Regions from separate parts of the Homo sapiens genome. Here region 2 is linked to region 1. A link is a loop called in an ENCODE intact Hi-C map of the cell type or tissue named here. Cell type or tissue: heart right ventricle. All regions are shown on one strand. Each heading gives the region's core, and the rest is flanking DNA. Links, peaks and the distances in the headings are about the cores only.

Region 1 (10,081 bases), core at 1,008-9,007:
ATAATTAACAAAACTAAAAGCTTGTTCTCTGAAAAACAAACCTCTGGCAAAAATGAGCAAGAATAGATGACATGCAAACAAAATGAAGGATTCAAAATGGGAAACATTTGCCTAAGTAATTGATAAATATCAAAAGAATTCTATGATCTAGAAAGCAAAAATTTTGAAAACCTACATAGAATTTTTAGTTGGATGAAATTTTGAGTTGGATGCATTATTTCTAAACATATTACACAAAAATAAAAAATGTTAACAGAACTATAGCTGCTAAAGGAATTAAAGAGTAATCAAAACCATGCCCTATCCTCCCTTTTTTAAGGCCCAGATCCACACAGTTTTACAGGCTAGTTTCACCAAACTTTAATGGAATCAAAAATCTCTATCTTATACAAGCTGTTTCAGAAAATAGAAAAAGGGAAAACTCTGCCTGACTTATTTTTATAATGCTAGTATATCCTTGATTCCAAAATCAGATAAGAACAGTATAATAAAAGAAAATCATAATCTATTTCATTTGGATTTCCTATTTAAATACTAACTCACTAAATCCAAGAGTGTATTTAAAAATGCAAAGATCACTCAAAATTGTAAAATCTCTCAAAGTAAATTGCCATAAGTGGAAATAAAAGCTTTTGTAAAATTTGATAAAATCTATATACCAAGATTTTACTGTGAATATATATATTAACAGACAAACTATTAATTAATTTGAGATTTGGAAAAAGATGAAGTACCTCTGAAACACTGTTACTTTTCAATATACTACTAGAGATCCTGGCCAATGCCATAATACATGAAAAAAAAATAAGAAGAATAAAGGTAGAGAGAAAAGGGACAAAAAGTCATTTGCAGACATAGAAATCCAACAGAATCAAGAGACAAACCACTAGAACTAATGAGATGTCAACAAATTTATTGGATACAAAGCCAACTTACAAAAATCAACAGTTTTCTTTTTTAAACTAGCATATAGAATAGGAAAAAAATACTATTTTCAGAGGCAAAAAAAAATTGTGAAGTACCTAGGAAAGTGTCCAACAAAGAATGTGCAAGTTCTTTAAGGACAAAAATTTTAAACTCTGTTAAAGATTATAAGACTTAAACAGAGAGGTAGAGTGTGTATGTAATGTAATTCTAAAAATATAAGTTCTCCACAAATTAATCCATAAATTCAATAAAAATTCAATAAGAATTAAGGTAAAATTTTGGCACTGGCATAACAAAGTGATTCTAAAATGTGTATGAAATAATAAATTTCAAAAAAGAGAAAACATTCACCCTAACATCTACTGTAGACATCCTACAAACTCCACACTAATTCAATGAATCTGCTGCTGGTACAGGATGATTAAGGTGAATGCAACAGAACAGAGGGTGCAGAAATAAACTCGTGGCTATATGTCATTTTATATGAGACAGGTGGCACTCATCAGTGGAGAAAGGATGGCTTATATAGGTGATATTTGGGGAACTGGTTTACTATTGGAGAAAAATTATTCAGATCTCTATCTTCTACCATATACAAACATAATCTCCAAATATAGACCTAAATGTGAAAGGCAAATTTATGATATTGAAAAAATGAAGGAGCTTGTGTGTGCACATGTGTGATTTGGGGGTATAAAAGATTTTTCACACATTATTCAAATAGCATGAATCATAAGGGACAAAATGGTTGCGTGCAACCACACTAAAAATTTCTGTTTAATAAAAGACACCATACACCAAGATGACAGATTGATCGTAGGTTTGAAGATACATGCAACTTTTAAAACTAACAAGGATATTTCTAGAATATACCAGGGACTACCACAAATCAAGAAGGAAAAGGCATGAAAAAATTAGACAAGATATTAACTCACAAGAGGCTAACTAATGTACAAACAGATGCTTAACTTCACTAGTGATCAAAGACACACAAAACAAAAGAAGATGCCACTTTCCACCCATCAGATTAGCAGCCAGTGGGAGGTAAGATATTATCAAGCATTGATAAGGCTGTGGGGAGTGAGAGCTTTCAAGACTGTTAGTGGTGATAGCAACAGGAGACAGACAAATTCCTGGGCAGACAGAGACAGGTCCCTGGTGAAACTCCACCTTCAAGCCAAGAACACTCTAAACCCTGAAAACTGAGCTACAGTTCCGGATAGAATCCATGAACCTGAATGAGAACTTCCATCCCCATTTTACCTACTCTCTCTCAATTGGTTCTTTCTAAATGATGCCTCTTAACCAATTGAATGGTGCCTTTTCCAAGACTATTTTGCATATGCCCACTTTCTCCTGATTGGCTCTTTTCACAAACTAATTGAAGGGTGTCTTTTCCAGTCCTACTCATAAACCAATCAGCATGCATTTCCCCATTCTAAGCCCATATAAACCCTAGACTCAGCCTCTCAGCCAGCTACCCACTTTTGGGTCCCTTTTTGCTGTCAAGGGCTTTTCTTTTGCTCAATAAATTCTACCCTGCCTTACCCCATGATATGGTTTGGCTGTGTCCCCACCCAAATCTCATCTTGAATTGTAGTTCCCACAGTTCCTACATGTCATAGGAGGGACCTGATGAAAGGTAAGGGGATGATGGTGGTGGGTCTTTCCTGTGCTGTTCTCATGATAGTGAGTAAGTCTCATGAGATCTGATGGATTTATAGAGTAGTTCCTTTGCACAGTTACCCACCACCATTTAAGAAGTCCCTTTGCTCTTCCTTTGTCTTTCATCATGATTGTGAGACCTCCCCAGCCATGTGGAACTGCGAGTCCACTGACCCTCTTTTTCTTCATAAATTACTCAGTCTTGGATATGTCTTTATTAGCAGTGTGAGAATGGACTAATTATAATACACCCCCTCTCCAGTACCTTATTACTCTTGGTCATGAGACAAGGACCCAGAACTCACTGAACTGTGATAATAAAAGAGCTGTGACACTCCTGTCAGCTGAACTACCAGAATGAAAAAAGCTGCAACAGGGGGACTGTTGTAAATTGTACATCCTGGAGTGCAGTCTGGCATTTTCTATAAAGTAATTTACATGCTCTGTAATTCAGCAGTTCCACTGCTTGGTATATGTCCCAGATAAATTCACAGACAATTATAAGAAGAAACATGAGCAAGGATGCCCATTTCAGCATTGTTTGTTGTAGCAGAGAGCTGTCTAACCAACACATCTTTCATCAGGGGAATAGGGAAGTAACAATAATGTTAACTAAGGTGTTTTTTCCTCTGCACTTTTTATGTGCCAAGTGCTTCTCGAAGCTCTTCAGATACATCCAGTCCAAAACTCATTTAATCGTCATAACCACCCTGTGATGTAGGCACTAGTACCATCCCATTTTATATATTAGGAACCTGAGGTACAGAGCACTTAAGTAATTTGCCAAAGACAACACAGCTAGTAAGAGACAGAGTGGGATACGGTGGGGTGCATACAGTGAAATATTCTGCAGTAGTCAGAAACCATGAATCAGATTTAGTGACAAGATCTTCAAAAAGGTAGTGTTGAATGAAAAAGTGAGATATATAACCCAATATCACTCTTATTAAATAAAAGCACATACATTCTCAAAAATGTTAGGTATTCTTCAGTGAAAGGACATTTGAGTGGGTCCCTGTGGGTAGGAGTGGGAAGGGGAGATGAAGGGAAAAATGATGGGGCTTGCACACAACTGTGAGATCATCTGCCATGACCCAGAGAGGAGAAAGCTGAGCTTTCTGAATTGGAGGTTCAGTTGTTAAGAAGGAAACCACCATCATTAAAATCTTTTGGGACTGTTGAGTAACCCAGAGTAAGGTTGCTCAGAAAAGAGAGAAGGCTAACACTGAGGTGCTCCCGAGAGGCTCCTACATTGACCCCATTCTCTGAGGGTTACTAGGCACAAGCAAGAAAAGATAGTAGGGAAATGCAGATTTTATCAATTCCCATTCACTGTTATATATCCACATGCACAGAATTAAAAGCAGGCCAACATTCTTCATGCTATCTAAAAAAGGTTTCTGGGCCACCTTTCCTCACTGCTATTTCCTAGACATGCTAATTTCAACATAACCTTAAGCAACATAAAATCAGGGAGCAAAAGCTATTTAAACACACATACCATAAAATGGCACTCTGTCCAGATACCCTACAGATTCTTCAGTCTTTTCCCTCTCACAATGGGAGACGGTTGATATAGCAAGTTACAGAAGGAGCTTCCCAGAAAAAGAAGCTGAGGGCAGGGGTTATTTCCAGACACTGGTGCCCAGAAGCCACTGATCAGGATGTGTGTTCAGGGGACGTGTGTGTTGTGGGGGACGGTGAACATGGATGAAGCCCCATTTTTTAAAAAACTCAGATCCCAGCTGAGACTCCCACAGGGTGCAAGGGTTTACATGAGGCCATGATTAAAAGGCAGGACTGACTGGGGGGGCTCAGGAGGAAATGTTCCCAACAGGGTGCTTGACTACTGTAGCCCAGTGGAATTCTTCACTTTCAGGCCAGGCAAAGGTCATGAGGCAGAGGCATCTCTGGAGAAGTTTGCTTTGCTTTGCTCTTTAAGCACTGCAGAAAGAGCATTGGATTGGGGAATAGAAGACTTTCTTGTCTTTACTCTGCCTGTTCCCAGCTGTTTGAGTCTCTGCTATTAAACAGGAAAAATTAGGCCAGTCCTGCCTACTCAAGGGAAGGGGGGATAGGTTGTGAGGTTCATGAAGTTAAACGTGCATAAATGCTTTTAAATCTGTCAAGTGCCATATGGCTGTAGAAATGACAATGTCATGTGCTTTGATCTGCGCCTTCTCTGAACCACACAGGCTTGTGAGTCCTTTCCTAGTCCTAGGATGGGAGTTAAGCTTGATGTATTTCATCTGCAGGAAAATGAAGGATTGGTCCTGGATGACACCCTGCATCCGCAAAGAAACTGAGGCCCAATATCCAATTTATTCCTCCTTAGGAGGAATGATTTTGGGGGTTAGGGGAGGATGGCATGTGTTCAGAATGGAGAGTTCACACCTGTGATGAGGTTGGGTGAAGGCTTGGCCTCAGTTGCCCTGTGACTTTGCGTGAATGTTACTGGGTGCCTCAGGCTCTGCTCACCTACTTATAAAATAAGTAAAAATATCCCCCTCCCCATCCTGACTGTGTGAAGATGGTTAGGATCCAGTTACACACTGAGTTCATCTAAGTCCTGGAGAAAGATTCAGCTTTTCTTGTTGCGCATCTCCATCACCTTCATCTTTGGCACTCACTTGCTTTTAAAACGCCTTAATACAGTAACCACAGAAACAGTGGGTGACTTTCAAGTCCATGCCTTGGAAAGTCAAAAGTTCTCCATCTTTTCACTGCCCAGCAGCCCCAAGTGAGCCAGGCGCTGAGCTACTGTGATAAAATTTTGGTTTCATCCCTCAGAACCTGGGTCACCATTTGCTTTCTTCTTCTTTTTTTGTTTTTGAATGAGCTACTATTGTCAGAATGCAGGAGATGTCTGTTAATAAACTAAAGATTTCATGCCACCAGTGATTTTTCTAAGAGGAGACCAGAATGCAGCTGACCAGTCTTACTTGTCTCCTTTTGTGTTGAGAAGTTTTGACTGGGTACATGGTCCTTATTGGGTTTTGGGGCTGCTAATATGATTTTGCTGCCTGGAAACGCAAAAGCCATGAGTCAGTTAAGAAGCAAGGTGAAGCTATTTCCAGCATCTCCCAGTAAGGATGGAGGCCTGGGTGATGGTAGAAATGAATCTAGCAGGCAAGGCTGTTCTTTCTCTCCAGGGATGCCTCAGCCTCTGTGGCAGAGCGATACTTTATCTTTGGACGCACAGGCTCTGCATTCCTGCTTCTGGGCAGCCTGCCCAGCTAGTGTCCCAGCGGACGGGGAGATTCAGTAGGTTCAATTTGATTCAATTCAGCAAACATTTACTCACCTCCTACTGTGTCCAAAGTAGACAAAAATAAAGGTCTTCTTTTTTCTTTTAGATTATGAAAATGAAGTATTCTTGTTCTAACATTTTAAGTGTTAAGCTGGAAGGCCACCCCCTTACCCCTTCAACCACACCTCCCTGAGGTACTCAATGTTGAGGTTGCATTATTATTATTATTTTTGTTATTTAGTTTTTATTTCATAATTATAAACTTAACTTTGCAATCCAGCTAGGCATGGATGGAAACAAAACATGGAACCCAAAGGAATTGCAGTGAGAGCACAAAGATTATAGGATACTGTGAGCAAATGGGGTGGAGGGGTGCTCTACTGAGCTACAGATGGAATGGTCTGGTGGTTAAGATAAAACACAAGTCAAACTTATTAGAGTTATCCACAGTCAGCAATGGTGATCTTCTTGCTGGTCTTGCCACTGGACCCAAAGCGCTTCATGGCCTCCACAATATTCATGCCTTCTTTCACCTTGCCAAAGACCACATCCTTGCCATGCAACCACTGAGTCTTGGCAGTGCAGATGAAAAACTGGGAACTGTTTGTGATGGGTCCAGCATTTGCCATGGACAAGATGCCAGGACCTGTATGCTTTAGGATGAAGTTCTCATTATTAAATTTCTCGACATAGATGGAAACTACCAAAGGTACTATACTTTGATTTATTCCTCACCGAATTCCAGGATTTCTGTGGATCTTCTCATCAATGTTGCTATGGTCTGAATATTTGTGTCCCCCCAAACTCATCATTGAAATCCTAACTGCTAAGGTGATAGTATAAGGAGGTAGGGCCTTTGGGAGGTGAATAGGTCATGAGGGCTGGCCTCTCATGAATGCAATTAGTACCCTTGTAAAAGAGACCCCAGAGAGCTAGCCAGCCCCTTCCGCCATGTGAGAACACAGTTAGAAGGCACCATCTATGAATCAGAAAGCAGGTCCTCACCGGACAGTAAATCGGCTGGCATCTTGATCCTGGACTTCTCAGCCTCCAGAACAGTGAGAAATAAATTTCCGTTGTTTATGAGCTACCCAGTTGAGGGCATGTTGTTTTAGCAGCCTAAATGGACTAAGATCTGTGTCTTTTTATCCTACTTATTCTTAGATCTTGTCGCTTTTTGTGGGTGTACTTATTTCACCTTCATAACATTATCCCTGCTGTTTACACGGTGGGCTGTCAAGAATCCTCATTAAGGTAGCACCCTGAACCTACTTTATTTGGAAGCCTACACTAATTTTTGGCTTTCGATTCTCATTGCCCTCCTCAGGAACGTATTATAATTTGACAAGCAAACTCATCCTCTTCCACTTTCCAAAACAACTTTAGTATACACAATATAGAAAAGGAAATATATGTTTGGTGCTGCTATCTTTTTATTTTATTTTTTTTGAGACAGAGTCTCACTCTGTCACCCAGGCTGGAGTGCAATGGTGTGGTCTTGGCTCACTGCAACCTCTGCCTCCCGGGTTCAAGTGATTCTCCTGCCTCAGCCTCCCAAGTAGCTGGGACTACAGGAGCCCGCCACCATGCCCTGCTAATTTTTGTATTTTTAGTACAGACAGGGTTTCACTATGTTGGCCAGGCTGGTCTTGAACTCCTGACCTTGTGATCTGCCTGCCTTGGCCTCCCAAAGTGCTGGGATTACAGGCGTGAGCCACTGCACCCGGCCTGGTGCTGCTATCTTATTTCTCATGAGTACAAGCTTTGAAGGACAGGGACTTGATCTTTTTTTCTATTCCATAAAATGCTGATATGGCTAAGCTTTGCAGGATTTTAGGTGTTGTCGTATATGTAGTTAATTCCATGGGCAGCCCCTCACTGAAGGGTGGGGTTATCTGAGATCACCAAGCTCTAATGCCTTACCAATCTGTTGCTTTCTCATTTTGTTCAACTTTTTTCTTGGAAAGAAAAACATTGAACATAGCAAGATGAATCAGCCAAATATTGTACTCTGTGTGTGTGTTGGGGGTTGGGGGAGACAGAGTTGAGGTGGCAGAGGCAATGTAGGAGGAGCAGACGGACTGACTAGAATGCACAAATAGTACGTGAATTCTTCCCGGCCAGGGATCTGAGCCTACTTTGTCTGCATCATATCACCAGCATCTCGGTTGTGTCTGGCACATAGTAGGTGTTCAGTAAACATTTTTGCACTGAATGAAAGAATGAAGTTCTCACTTTTTTCAGAGATGTGATTTGTGATTCTCGGAATCAGCCAGGGTCCTAAGATGTCCTGGAGGCCGTCTCCATTTCTCTCAGCGAGCTAAGGTGTCTGAGTGGCACCAGTCCTCCACTCTTTCTGCGATCTTTGCCCGCCGCACGCCTTTCTCAAATCTTCCGGTTATTAAGCTCAGGGGTCCGGTGGCCCGCCCCTGTAACTCCAGAGGTTGCATTATTGGCTTCCATAAGTTTTCCATGCTTCTAGAAACATATCCACACATGTAAAACTTTTATCAAAAAAAAAAAAATGAAATAGTATGATGTATCTTTTTGCAACTTTGTTCTTTTCCCTCCTTAACCATACAACATAGAAAGTTTCCAAGTTAACGTATATAAAACTAGCTCACTTCTTTATAATAGCTGCATTCAATTACATAGGACAGGTATTGTGAAGTTTAATCATTTCCCTTCTGATGTTCATTCAGGCTGTTTCTAGGTGGTTTTTTTTTTTCCCTTAGCTACTCTTGCTGGGAGTGTAGTGTGCTTAAAACAGGGGCCTTGCGAGTGGATAGACCTCGGTCTGAATCTCAACTTAGCCACTTACTGTATGACCTTAGGGATGTTCTCTGAGGTCCCCCAGCCTCACTGCCTTCAGCTGCAAAGTGAAGGCAGCAAGCAGCTCACAGTGACACACGCAGTAAGGACTGAATGATGGACACCGAGTGTTTCTAAGAAAGGGTGTGACATACAGTGACTGTCCAATTAGTTCTAGCAGTAACTTGGGGTTTGGAAATCTTCATCTTGTCAGAATTCCCACTGCTGTAATTGAAGAATAGGACTCTTATAGGACTTGGGGCTCCCAGGAGGAAGTCATTGGCAAAATGCAGATCCAGCTGCTCCAAAGTCTACAATACCTGCAGACAAAGGCACGGCCTCCTCTGAAGGTAGAGCCTGGGGAAGTCCTTGGGCAGCCCTAGGAAGGAGGTGGACCTCCTGCCTCTGCTCTGCCAGCAACACACCTTGAGGGGTCCTGCTTATCCTAGGTGGGGTTGTGTTCAGAGAAGTGGAGGGAGGCTGCTTTGGTGAAGGGGTCTTATGCGAGGTCCTCATGCAAGGACCATCTCCTATTTGTAGAGACAATCTTTTTGTTTTCCAGATGCAGAAACCTCTCTGGTTTAGTCAGGCGCCCTACACTCTGACATGTGGCTGGCAGGCTGCAGCCACTGCCACCCCCTGTGTGAAGTGACGAGAACCACTGGCAGTCCTTAAGGGCTATGTGGTCATTTTCCTAGATGGCCTTGAGGCTCAGTGATTGTAACTCTCAAGTGCCTTGTCCTGTTAGCCTCCTCTGTTGAAGAACTTAGAGCATGTGGGGTCTGGCTGTCAGCCCCCTGACAGTTTGCTGCCCTCCAAGGCATGGCGTTCTTCATAACACACCTGCTTTCACAGGCTGGCTTCCCCATCCGCCATGATATTCACATGGTCTCTTGGTAGAGCCCTTTCATTCTAGGGTCCAGGGGCAAGGCGGGTAGTCCCAAAGTCCTCTTGCTGATTCTCTTTCTCCCAGGAGGCTCCAAGGCCATCAGACAAATGCACCCTCGGTGACCTCCTTTGATATCCCAGCAATCCTGAGTGTTTGCACAGATTGGGTCTCCTCCATCCGTTTGCACAGGCTTACCTATCCACTCAGAACTTTCCAGGTCAGTGCTTCAAATAGTGACCCACAGACTGGTTTCAGTCACTGACTAACAGTGAAACAAGAACTACAAGAACAGAGTGGTGAGTTTGCACAAAGCTAAGCGTACTCTATTTGTGGGGATGTTCTTTACCCTTTGGGATTCAGAGATTACTTTTTTCGGCATTAAAATATCTTTAAAAATGATGAGCATTTATTTATTATGTATTTAATTTCCTTTCTTTTTACAAATGGGAGATTAATTTTAAACAATATTTTAAATTAATTTCTGTGATTTTTCTGTTCAGGAACTTCGCCCATATTTCCACTGGATGTTAATGTTTTTC
Region 2 (10,081 bases), core at 890-8,889, 65 kb before region 1:
AATGTCTTACTGGCTGCAGGACCTTGGGCAGGTCACCTAACCTATCTGAGCCAGTGTCCTGGTTTGGGGGTTGGCTGTCACATACATGGAGGGAAGATTAATGTCACTCTTACTGGCTGGGGGACCTTGTGCAGGTCACCTAACCTACCTGAGCCAGTGTCCTCCTCTGCCCAGTTAAATTAGAGGACAAGGATCACCCAGAGAGTGACTGTGATGCCCCAGCCTGTGCCTGAATTCAGTCAGTGTTGGTTGGATGTGCAGCTGCCTCTCCCCACTAGAGCAGCAGCTGCAGCCCAGCAAGGGGATGGTGGCAGTTTGTCATCCTGCGGCTCTGGCAGGGGTCAGTCAGGCTGGAGGAGAGTCTAGCCTATGGGGTGGAAAGAGGGGCTCTCCCACAAAAGCCTTCATTGTGGACCACGTCATTTCATGCTTAAGGACATTTACAACCTGCCCACTGGGAATCAGAAAGGCAGCGTCATTCCCTTCCAGGCATCAGGAATTGAATTTAAAAAGCCAAATGACTTAAAATCTCATCTCCTTTCCCAGATAGGAGGATTTGAACAATTTCTCATTTGCTTTCAAAATAGTCCCTATCTTGTCTCCGAAACAGGATACCATGGCGTAGCAGTAAGCCTAAAAGACAGTTCCTTCCATGGAGTTGTAACTTGGGGGCCCCTGAAATTGTATAAAGCATTTTTACCATCTATGTGCTGCGGTTCCATAGGTTTTAGTAGATCTCCAAAGGAGTTTGTGACTCCCTCACACAAACAGGGTATGAATCACTGATGTCCAACCCTTCCTTCTTTTTTGGGTAGGCACAGACAAGTCCTGAATTATCAACTCTCGAGAGAAGGACCATATGCCCAGCACAGTCGCAGAGACCTAGTGAGCCCCAGGGATGCTACTAGAGGAATAAAAACAGTTGAGTTAGCGACGTTGAGTGCATTGATGAGTAGTTGAGAGCAGCAATGACACTGCTCTGGTAAGAACAAAATACACGTGCATATATGCACTATGAAATCGGAATTGTGTAGTTTGGTGATTCTACACACGTTAAATGCTCAGAGTCTTTTAAACTGGCATTGCACAATATAAGGATGAACAGTAAAATTCATACTAATAATTTAAAATTTTAATTTTTCTTTACTTAGAATATCATTAAATAGTAAATAAAAATACCACATGACAAGTTGAGAGAAAGACCATGGAAAAAAGGAAAGGGCTTATATTTATAAAGGTATAAAGATAACTTTAATGGTATCTTTTCCTGCATTTTGAGCTAGGGTTCCATGTTTTCATTTTGCACTGGGTCCCACAAATTACCTATCTGGCTCTGGTTGAGTCTCCCTGAGGCACAGTCTCGGTGATGACTCATGAGCTCCTTCCTGAAATGTCCATTCAATGAACATTTATTGAATTCCTACTGTTTGCCAAGCTTTGCACTCGTTGCTAGGGATAAAAAGTCAATAAACAATTGTATTCTCAAGTAGGATAGGATGAGGACTCTTTTTTTTTTTTTTTTTTTTGATACAGCGTCTCACTCTGTCGCCCAGGCTGGAGTGCAGTGGTGCGATCTCGGCTCACTGCAACCTCCATCTCCCAGATTCAAACGATTTTTCTGCCTCAGCTTCCCGAGTAGCTGGGATTACAGGCACCTACCACCACACGCAGCTAATTTTTGTATTTTTAATAGAGACGGGGTTTCACCATGTTGGCCAGGCTGGTCTTGAACTCCTGACCTCAGGTGATCTGCCTGCCTCGACCTCCCAAAGTGCTGGGATTACAGGCATGAGCCACCGCGCCCAGCCAGGTACTCTAATTCTAAAAGCACAGTATAGGACCGTGGTTTCCAACTATCAAAACCCTAGTGCTTATCTATAAAAGGCAGCTCTGGGAGAGAAATCTCTACCGCATTTCAAGAACGCTCATAGAAACCTGAATTTCTACCTGACCAAAAGGCTTCAGTCAAGCTACCACACCAGCTATGTGATTAAATGTTTGCTAACTGTGCCAGACCTCAGACAAACCAGACAACACCAGTCTGCTTCTGTCCTTTGTCCTTTTTTCTTCTGAGCTTTTTAAACACACTAGAATCTGCTAGCAAGTGACCTCAACTGATATGTATCAAGCAGAAAGGAATCAAACTATCAGTTATAGGGTCTTTGATTATTAATCTTTTTAAGATAGAGAAACACATTCTCATTTATATTGAAGTTTGGCTGACAAAACCCTTTCAAAACACGAAGTACATATTAAAAAAAAAATGAATGCCTAAGCCAGGATAGGGCTGAGAACCACTGGGGGGTTTATCCCACACTACCATCAAGGAGGGTCCCCTACTCCCTTTCAACACAGACCAGGGGACCACCAGAGCAATTCTCATTTCCTGAACCTCTGTAACATCCTCAATTCTTGGTATTTTACAGCAAAAATCCTTAAGCCTCTAAGCAGGGCCATGTGCTTGTATGTGTGCAGGGCAGTGAGAGAGGGAGGGTGAGGCTGCCAGGATGCAGCCACTTCCCCCTCCATAGTTGTGAGTGGAAGTCGCATGGCCAGTTGGAAAAGCATCCCAGGGAGAAAGGGAGTGCTTGACTGGCCTGGGGCCTACCCAGCCCGACGCCACAGACCCCCTGACTACTACAGGGGAGACCAGCATTAGACAAGGTCCCACAGTAGTCACCACTCTTCAAGCCCCCTCCTTGCCATAAGACCTTTTTCAAATTCCTTCACTGTGGTCATCAGATACCTGGGCGCTCCGTACCCCTCTTCTGAGTTCAGCTTAGGCAGGCATCCATGCACCCTGCTACGAGTTGAGGTCATTTCCTCGATTTACAGATGAGGAAATTGAAGCTTAGCAAGGTCACATAACACACGGAAGGTCACACGGAGAGGAAGGGGCAGAGCCAGGATCTGTGCCTGAACCATCTGGCCCTAGAGCTGGGCTCTCCGGCCACCCTTGCTGCTGGCTGCCTCTGCCTGCCCTCTCTGCACACCTTTCCTTCTCGCAGCTCCAGCTGGGGCTTGGGTGAGTGCCACTTAGTCTGCACTCAGCTGTTTTCTCATCCCTTCCTGGGAATGAGTTTAATGTCCTCAACAATGAGTGCTCAGAGGTCGGGGGCTGGGTCCTTAATGCATGTCTCATAGCCTGGAGGTTCAAAGCTCACAGCAGGCACTTGGAAAACATACATGTACAGTGTATATTTGCTGCCCCCTTCCCAACTCCCTCTACCCTGTGGAGTGCCATCTTGTGAGTATAAACCTATGAGCCCAGAAACCCACCAGAGTCAGCAAGAGCAGGGCATCTACACGAAGCAAGGGCAGTATCAATGGAATGAACAGAGGGTCCAGTTCTCTACTCCCGACCCTTCTCTCCACAGTCTCCGTCCTCAACAACCCACCTAAACCAACCAAACAGAACACCACCACCTCCTCTATCATGGGCACGGTCATTAATGCTCCCCCTATGGGGCTTAGAAAAGGGTGGTAAATCTAGATTCTGAGCCCCAAACCTGGACATGGTGTTGGACACAGCAGCTGTGCTGCCACTTCCAAGTATATTTCTAGGAAAAGGCAGCACAAGAGACTATTTTACGTGGAGGAGAGCTTGGAAACCCCAGGAAACATGGCTGCTGTAAATACAGATCAGGGTCATCACATGTAAATATAGCCAGGTTTCATCACGTGGCTGTCGTCTACGCTCAGTAATCACTCAGAGACCAGAGTTCCTCAGCACTGCCAACTACTCAAGAAAAACATTGCTGAGTGGACATCTACTGGGGGTGAGGCACATCTGGGCAAGTATGCCTGGGAACACCCCCAATAGAGGACGATAACAGACAGAGTCACCCTAGATAGGTAGCTCTCAAATATCTGCGCACAGCTTGTCCACCTTGCAGATGTTTCGTGTCCTCCGTCTGGTGCCTGTCTCAGATATAGATGGGTTCGAGTTCTCACATAGCCCTTGTTGCTGTGTTGTAAGCAAAATCATTTCCATATTAACTCTGACCAAAATTCAAGAAATTAAACCAGTAGCATAAAAATAGCCATAGGATGAATTCCATGGCCAAGCAGAAATGGTTTGTGGAATAACCACTTTGTATGTCTGAATCCTGCCTATAATCCTCGTTGAGGGTCAAGTGCGGATTTCTTCCAGTTGCGGTACTATTATTTCTACTTGGAGTTGAAAAGACCCCTCTAAGTCTTCTGGTGCAACGGTTTTCTAGTTTTATTTTAGTGAGAGAGGCTTTTCTTCAAAGGAGATCCTATCTGAAAGCTGACATGTAACTTAGATTGACCCCGAGCTGCTGGTGTGAGGGACCTGGCGCCCTGCCAGTGGAGCCTGCTCTTCCCTTCCAGAGCTCCTGGGAGGACAATTTGAAAAACACATATGCACATCCCCTTACTAATTTATTCACTCACTCACTCATTCACAAACAATAATATCTCTTGAGCACCTACTGTGTTGCAGGTGGAGCCAGCAGGCAACGGCACAAAGGCAGTCCCGCTTTTGGTGAGCTCACATTGTAGTAGGATGTGGCAAAGCTAAGTTCAGACAGGTCGCAAGTGCTAGGAAGGAACAATGATGTGATCATGGCTGGGAGGTGGCTACTTTAGATGGGGGATCAGGAAAGGCCTCTCTGAGGAAGCAAAACACAGTTGAAAACAGAATGATAATCTGGAAAGATGCCCTGATTTGGACCAAAGAAGAAGCAGACCCAGAGAGGTGATGTGACCTTCCCCAGGCAGGGAGCTGAGCCGGGACCTGACCTGGGTTGCCGGCATCTCCCATCCAAGGATCTTTCCTTTTACAAACACTACTAAACAGCTATCACATACAAAGAAGTCTCAGTGACAGGTGACATCCGAGGGTGGACAAACCACCCAACTACATCCTGGAATTCGGTGCCGTCTGTGCATGACTTTTGATGCCTCCCTCCTTCTTCAGCCCAGTCCAGCGTTGGCCCTGGGTCTGAAGGCACTGTAACCCAAGAGATAGAACTTGGTGGTGGACACCCCAGGCCTGTGACCTTGGCTGGGAAAGCTTCTTCATCTCCTATCTCCCTGGCTACAAACTGTGAAGGGTGCTCCTTACTGCTTCATTTGGCGGCATAAAAAGAAAAGCAAGTTGGTGGTTATAAATGTCCTGGGCTCATCTGAAGAAAGGCTCTCTGGAAAGTCAAGGTGCTCTAGGCAGACTTAAAGACATCAACGCCAGTTTTCCTCTTGTTCTGCAGCACTCACACAAGAACTATGGGGAATCACACAGGCCTGTACATATTTTACACACGAGTCCAAAGGTGGGTATAAAATTCCTGCTATGCTGAATATAGTGGGAAACAGCACACAAATGCCTCCCTCTGCTACCCACAAACCAAACAGCTCTGGGCCACCTAAGCCCTCGCCAGACCACCAACTTGGCCCCTGTAGGCCAGTAGTGCCCCTTACCCTAGGAGTCTTAACTATCATCAAAGCATTTCCAGGCATTAATTGGAGCCTCCAGTCCCTTGGGAGACAGATGGGGCCAGTGGTTATTAGTCCCATTTTGCACAAAAAGCAACTGAGCCCCAGATGACCTATCTGTCCAGGGAACAATGCTACTGACACAGTGACAACCATTAAGTTCTGATTCAAACCTGTCTCCAGCCTCTAACTGCTGCTTTCCACTGCAATCCAGCTGCCCACAAATTGAACACAGACTATCCACTTTGGCCTAATACCACCCTCATTCTCTTCTTCACGCTCCCCCACACACACCCTATGCCCCAGAGTGCACTTATGAGTTTTTCCAGAAGCTGCCTCTTCTCCTCACCCCCCACCCCCACGCTCACCTCACAATACTTGCCACGAACTGGAGACCTCTGGAACACTTATTCCTCCTGCACACAGCAGCTTAGACTCAAGTTAAGATGCTGTCCCGCCAAGCCCAACTGGGCTGCCTCCCTTTCATACTTTCCACCAATTCACACATGTGCACACTGCACATATGGCTGGTGAAAAGGATACACCCCAGAACCTTCCATGCCTTCTTTCCACACGGAGCCGGCCAACTGCACATGCAGGGATGGGCACGAAAACACAGGTGACAGGGCCTACACAGCCATGTTGTCACAAATACACAGACGTGCCCAGAACATGAGGACATCCCTGCACAGGCAGACAGGCCCTCTGAAAGCAATGTGCACCAGATACAGCATTTTGGTGTAGCCATGAGAGGCAGCTACTCGAATTCAGGGTGGACAAAGAATGACATTTTCAAGAGGAACAGACATGCCCCGGGCACGCTGGACGGCACGAGGCCCTCAGAGGCCCAGAGCTCTCTCCCAAGGCACAAGTGCAGAAAGGCAGACTCATGCGCATAGTTATGGACACCGTGTTGCGTGTCCCATGCAGACACCAATACCTGCTCACATGCCCCGCGAGTGTCCCAGGCATTCCTGCCTCCTCCACTCCTCATCCCCAGCCGGCTTCCCTCTGCCCGCCCGGGGGAAGCTCGGGACAGTCTAGCTCGGGACTGCCGGCGGGGCGGGCAGCGGAGGTGGAGGCGCCTCTCCTGGACCCCCAGCCCCCTCCCGCGGCGCCCCCACTCCTCGGGCGCGCTTCTGCACTTACCCTGCCAGGGGCTCCGGAAGCGGCGAAGGGAGCTGCGCCTAGAGAGACTGAGAGCGGCGGCTCCCGGGGCCGCCCAGCCGCCCACCGCCCGCAGCCAGCGCTCCTCCCTCCCAGCCCGGGAAGGTCAGCGTGTGGGCAGCCCGGCCCGCGCCCCTGCGCCCACTGAGGCTTCCTGCCGGCCCTCTAGTCCCCGCCTGCCCAGCGCTCGGCCGCGACGCCCCGGCGCCGGCTCTCCCAGCCCAGCCGGCAGGACGCGCCCGGGAGCCCCGCACGCGAGCTGCCGGCTCTTTGTTTGGGGGTTTGCCTCTCTGCGATTCAGAGCACGCGGAGGGAATTAAGTCAGAGTCCGAGGCAGCTGTGCGGTTGCCGGGGGGATCCCTAAGGGGGGCGGGGCAAAAGGACGGACTAGTAGGGCGGTGGAGCGGCTTTCAAACTCCCCGCGCTCCGCAGCTCCCCGCTTAGGTCTCCCTGCCCTTTACGTTTGTCGGCCCCTGGGAGAGGTTGGCCTTTGGGGGTTTCCAGGGACCCTAGGGACAAGCCTGTCTGATAAGAGAGAGGTTCTCCATCCCCCTTCCTCACCAGCCCCCATCACTGCCGTGTCCCTCTTAGAGTCCTGTGGAGCATCAGCTTTACATTTCCTGGGCCCCGGGGAGAATCAAGGTCTCTCTAATCTGAAGCAAAAAGGAATAACAGAGAGTAGAGCCCATCTGTTCCTGCTGAGTCCCTGTGAAGGTGCAAAGCTGGCCCTAACGGGACTGGCCCTAACAGTGGGGCATGGATTATCTATTTCCCAAAGTAACAAGGGCCTTGTGCTTATCCAACCGTGTTCTTTTGAAACTTAGCTGCAGTGAGGAAGATTACCCATTTACCAGGTTGCTAGATCAGGGAAGCCACTGGAGGCAGGGGACGCTGACAAAGCCACTGTACCGGGAGCACCAACGTTCTAAATACCCCAGCTGGCTGCTGAGAAGGGCTTCGCGGGGGGCCACACAGGAAGGAGATGATTCCAATAGTCCCGTGAGATGAGGACCTTAACTGGGGGATGAATGCGGAAGCTGCAGCAAAGGAGAGTCTACAGACTGTGTGGTGTAGGAGGAGCACACTGGGGCTGTAACATTGTGGAAGTCTGGAGGAGAACCTGGAGTGATGTGACTGAGTTTAGTGTGGAGCAAGTTGGATTGGAGAAGCAGGCCACCTTCTTCCAGGGGCAGATATCCAGCAAATGCAATTGGAAGGGTGATTCTGGAGTTCATAGGAGAGACTGAGGCAAGGGATGTCAATTTTGGAATCATCTGGAAAGAAGTTGGGCCGACACAAGAGGTGGAGGGAGAGGGTAGAAAAGGTACAGAGAACAGGGCTGAAGACAGAATCTAGGTCTACCGAGAAGGAGCCCATGAAAGGAACGGAAACTATCAGGAGAAACCATAAGGGAAGGTCAGGACTGTGCGGGGTGTCAGGACTCAGGAGAAGAGGGAGGTTCAATGGGGGCCGGGGCCCGGGCTGCAGGGACACCACGGAGGAGGGCGCCCAAGAAAATAGGTTTAGATTTAGAAAGAAGGAGATCTCTGGGCTAGTTCAAGATAACTATTTGAGTGGTGGCTTATATAAACCAGGTTGCCACTCCTTGGGGCGGGGCATCTGTATCTCGGATCCAATTGGTTGATGGGGAGATACAAAGGTTCACCTCTTTGCTTCCATTACGGAGGGCCCTGAAGGGCCACCCCAGCTCCATAGCTTCCCAAGGGATCCGCCGAGGCCTCTGTGGAAAGCAGCACAGTTAAAGTTCATTCTCTGCCGAATCCTGTTTCCCTCACTCTCTCAAGGTGTTGTTCCCAAGAGCACGTCCCAGGAGACCTCCCACATACCATCTCCATCTCTGTGCAGAGTCTGTTTCCTAGAAATCCAACCGGAGGTACAGGGACACTGAGAAAGGGCGCAGGAAACAAAACTTGGCCTCTAACGGAGCAGTTTAAACAGACAGGGATGGTTAGAAAGACTCAGAGAAGGTGGTGTGAAGGAAAGAGCCTGGGGAATGGGGAGCGAAGAGGAAGCTTATTCGTAGTAGAAGATGGATTTTCAAAAGCCGGATGGAAGAGAGAAGAGTGGAGTAGGCCCGAGGAGGGGAGAATGCTGGAAGAGGGTAAGGGTGAGGGGAGGTCAGTATTCACCAAAGTTAATAACATTAAAACAGCAATGAGGAAAGAGAGGGTTGGAAAACGGCCTGGAGTGACTTTCTAGCAGTAGGAGAGGGTGAGTGATGAATGAAGCTCTGGGCTAGGGTAGTCCCTCTCCAGCAGTATCCCCAGTAACATTAAACGTTTACAGTGGAGAACCAATGGAAATATAATATGTAATTAAAAATTTTCCGTGAGCCACGTTTAAAAAAAAAAATCAATATAAAGAAACAGGTGAAAGTAATTGTAATGATATATTTTATTTAACACAGTATATCTAAAATATCATTTCAGCGTGTGTCAATATGAAAAATCAACGATAAGATATTTTACATTTTTTCCTACTAAGTCTTCCAACTCTGGTTATATTTTATGTGTATTGCACATCTACATGCAAACACTACATTTTCATTGGAAATATTCAGTGTGTATTTAGATTTCATAACGTTTTGGTTGAGGAAATAGATTTACAAGCCTACGTTGTTATATACATACTTAGCTTTCCAACAATAAAATCAAATGATCAGTTTTTAAATTTGTTTATATTAATTAAAATTAAATGAAATAATCCAGCCCTTCAGTTGCATGTGGCACATCTCAAGTGCTCAGTAGCCACATGTGGCTAGTGGCTACCATATCAGACCACATAGGCCTAGAATTCTAATTCCTAGACTTTTTGATTTTGGCTTTCTTTTGTCCTTACCTTTTATGAAGGAATTGGCCTCTTCTACCAGCACTGCACCATTAACAAGATCCTAACCTATTCCATGTTATTTCACAAAACATACTTGAAGAAGGTGAGGGGGAAGAATGAGAATCCACCATCTATGAAAATGGAGATGGGAATTCAGCTTGGACTAGAAAAGGTATGAGGAAGATGAGATAGGAGTTGGAAATATTCCATTTTGATTCTTATTCTGTGGTTGTATGAGGAGGGAGGTTTCTCTGCCAGGTTGGGTACTCCAGAGATTGAATGGACGGTGCTGTGAGAATGAACAGGACAACTCCTGTTTGTACAGGCTCCCATTTTAGCAGCTTTCCATGAGCATGGAGCATTGGTTGAGTCACGAACACTAGGATGTGGTTAAGTATTTGGAAAAAAAAATGGAAGGGGCTAAGTGAAATCCTCCAAAGGAGAGTTTTAATCCCAGATCTGGAGACCTGTGCCCCTGCTATGGTTTGGATATGGTTTGTTTGTCCCCTCCAAGTCTCATGTTGAAATTTACTCCCCAGTGTTGGAGGTGGGGCCTGGTGGGAGGTGTTCAAGTCAGGGGGTGGATCCCTCATAAATGGCTTGG

What was found. Peaks named below come from ENCODE experiments on the same cell type or tissue, not always from the same donor. Only the 100,000 strongest peaks of a DNase experiment are listed, where the experiment ranks them.
Region 2: a loop joins it to region 1, with 2.7 times the contacts of the local background. A loop is called at or near these places in 2 of 110 quality-filtered maps.

The regions. Positions count from the first base shown.
Region 1 is chr12:30,858,380-30,868,460 of GRCh38, reverse strand. It overlaps the pseudogene PPIAP44. Among named protein-coding and RNA genes, the nearest start is that of TSPAN11, 63 kb to the left of the region's middle. In heart right ventricle, for the core only: no CTCF peak of the experiment used is centred there; a DNase peak (open chromatin) is centred at 5,780.
Region 2 is chr12:30,923,325-30,933,405 of GRCh38, reverse strand. It overlaps TSPAN11 (tetraspanin 11), which reads right to left and starts at 6,658. Exons shown (of 8, transcript NM_001370302.1): 1 at 6,610-6,658. It overlaps LOC124902911 (a long non-coding RNA gene), which reads left to right and starts at 6,717. Exons shown (of 2, transcript XR_007063264.1): 1 at 6,717-9,649. In heart right ventricle, for the core only: no CTCF peak of the experiment used is centred there; a DNase peak (open chromatin) is centred at 4,375; H3K4me3 peaks cover 1,369 bases; H3K27me3 peaks cover 2,889 bases.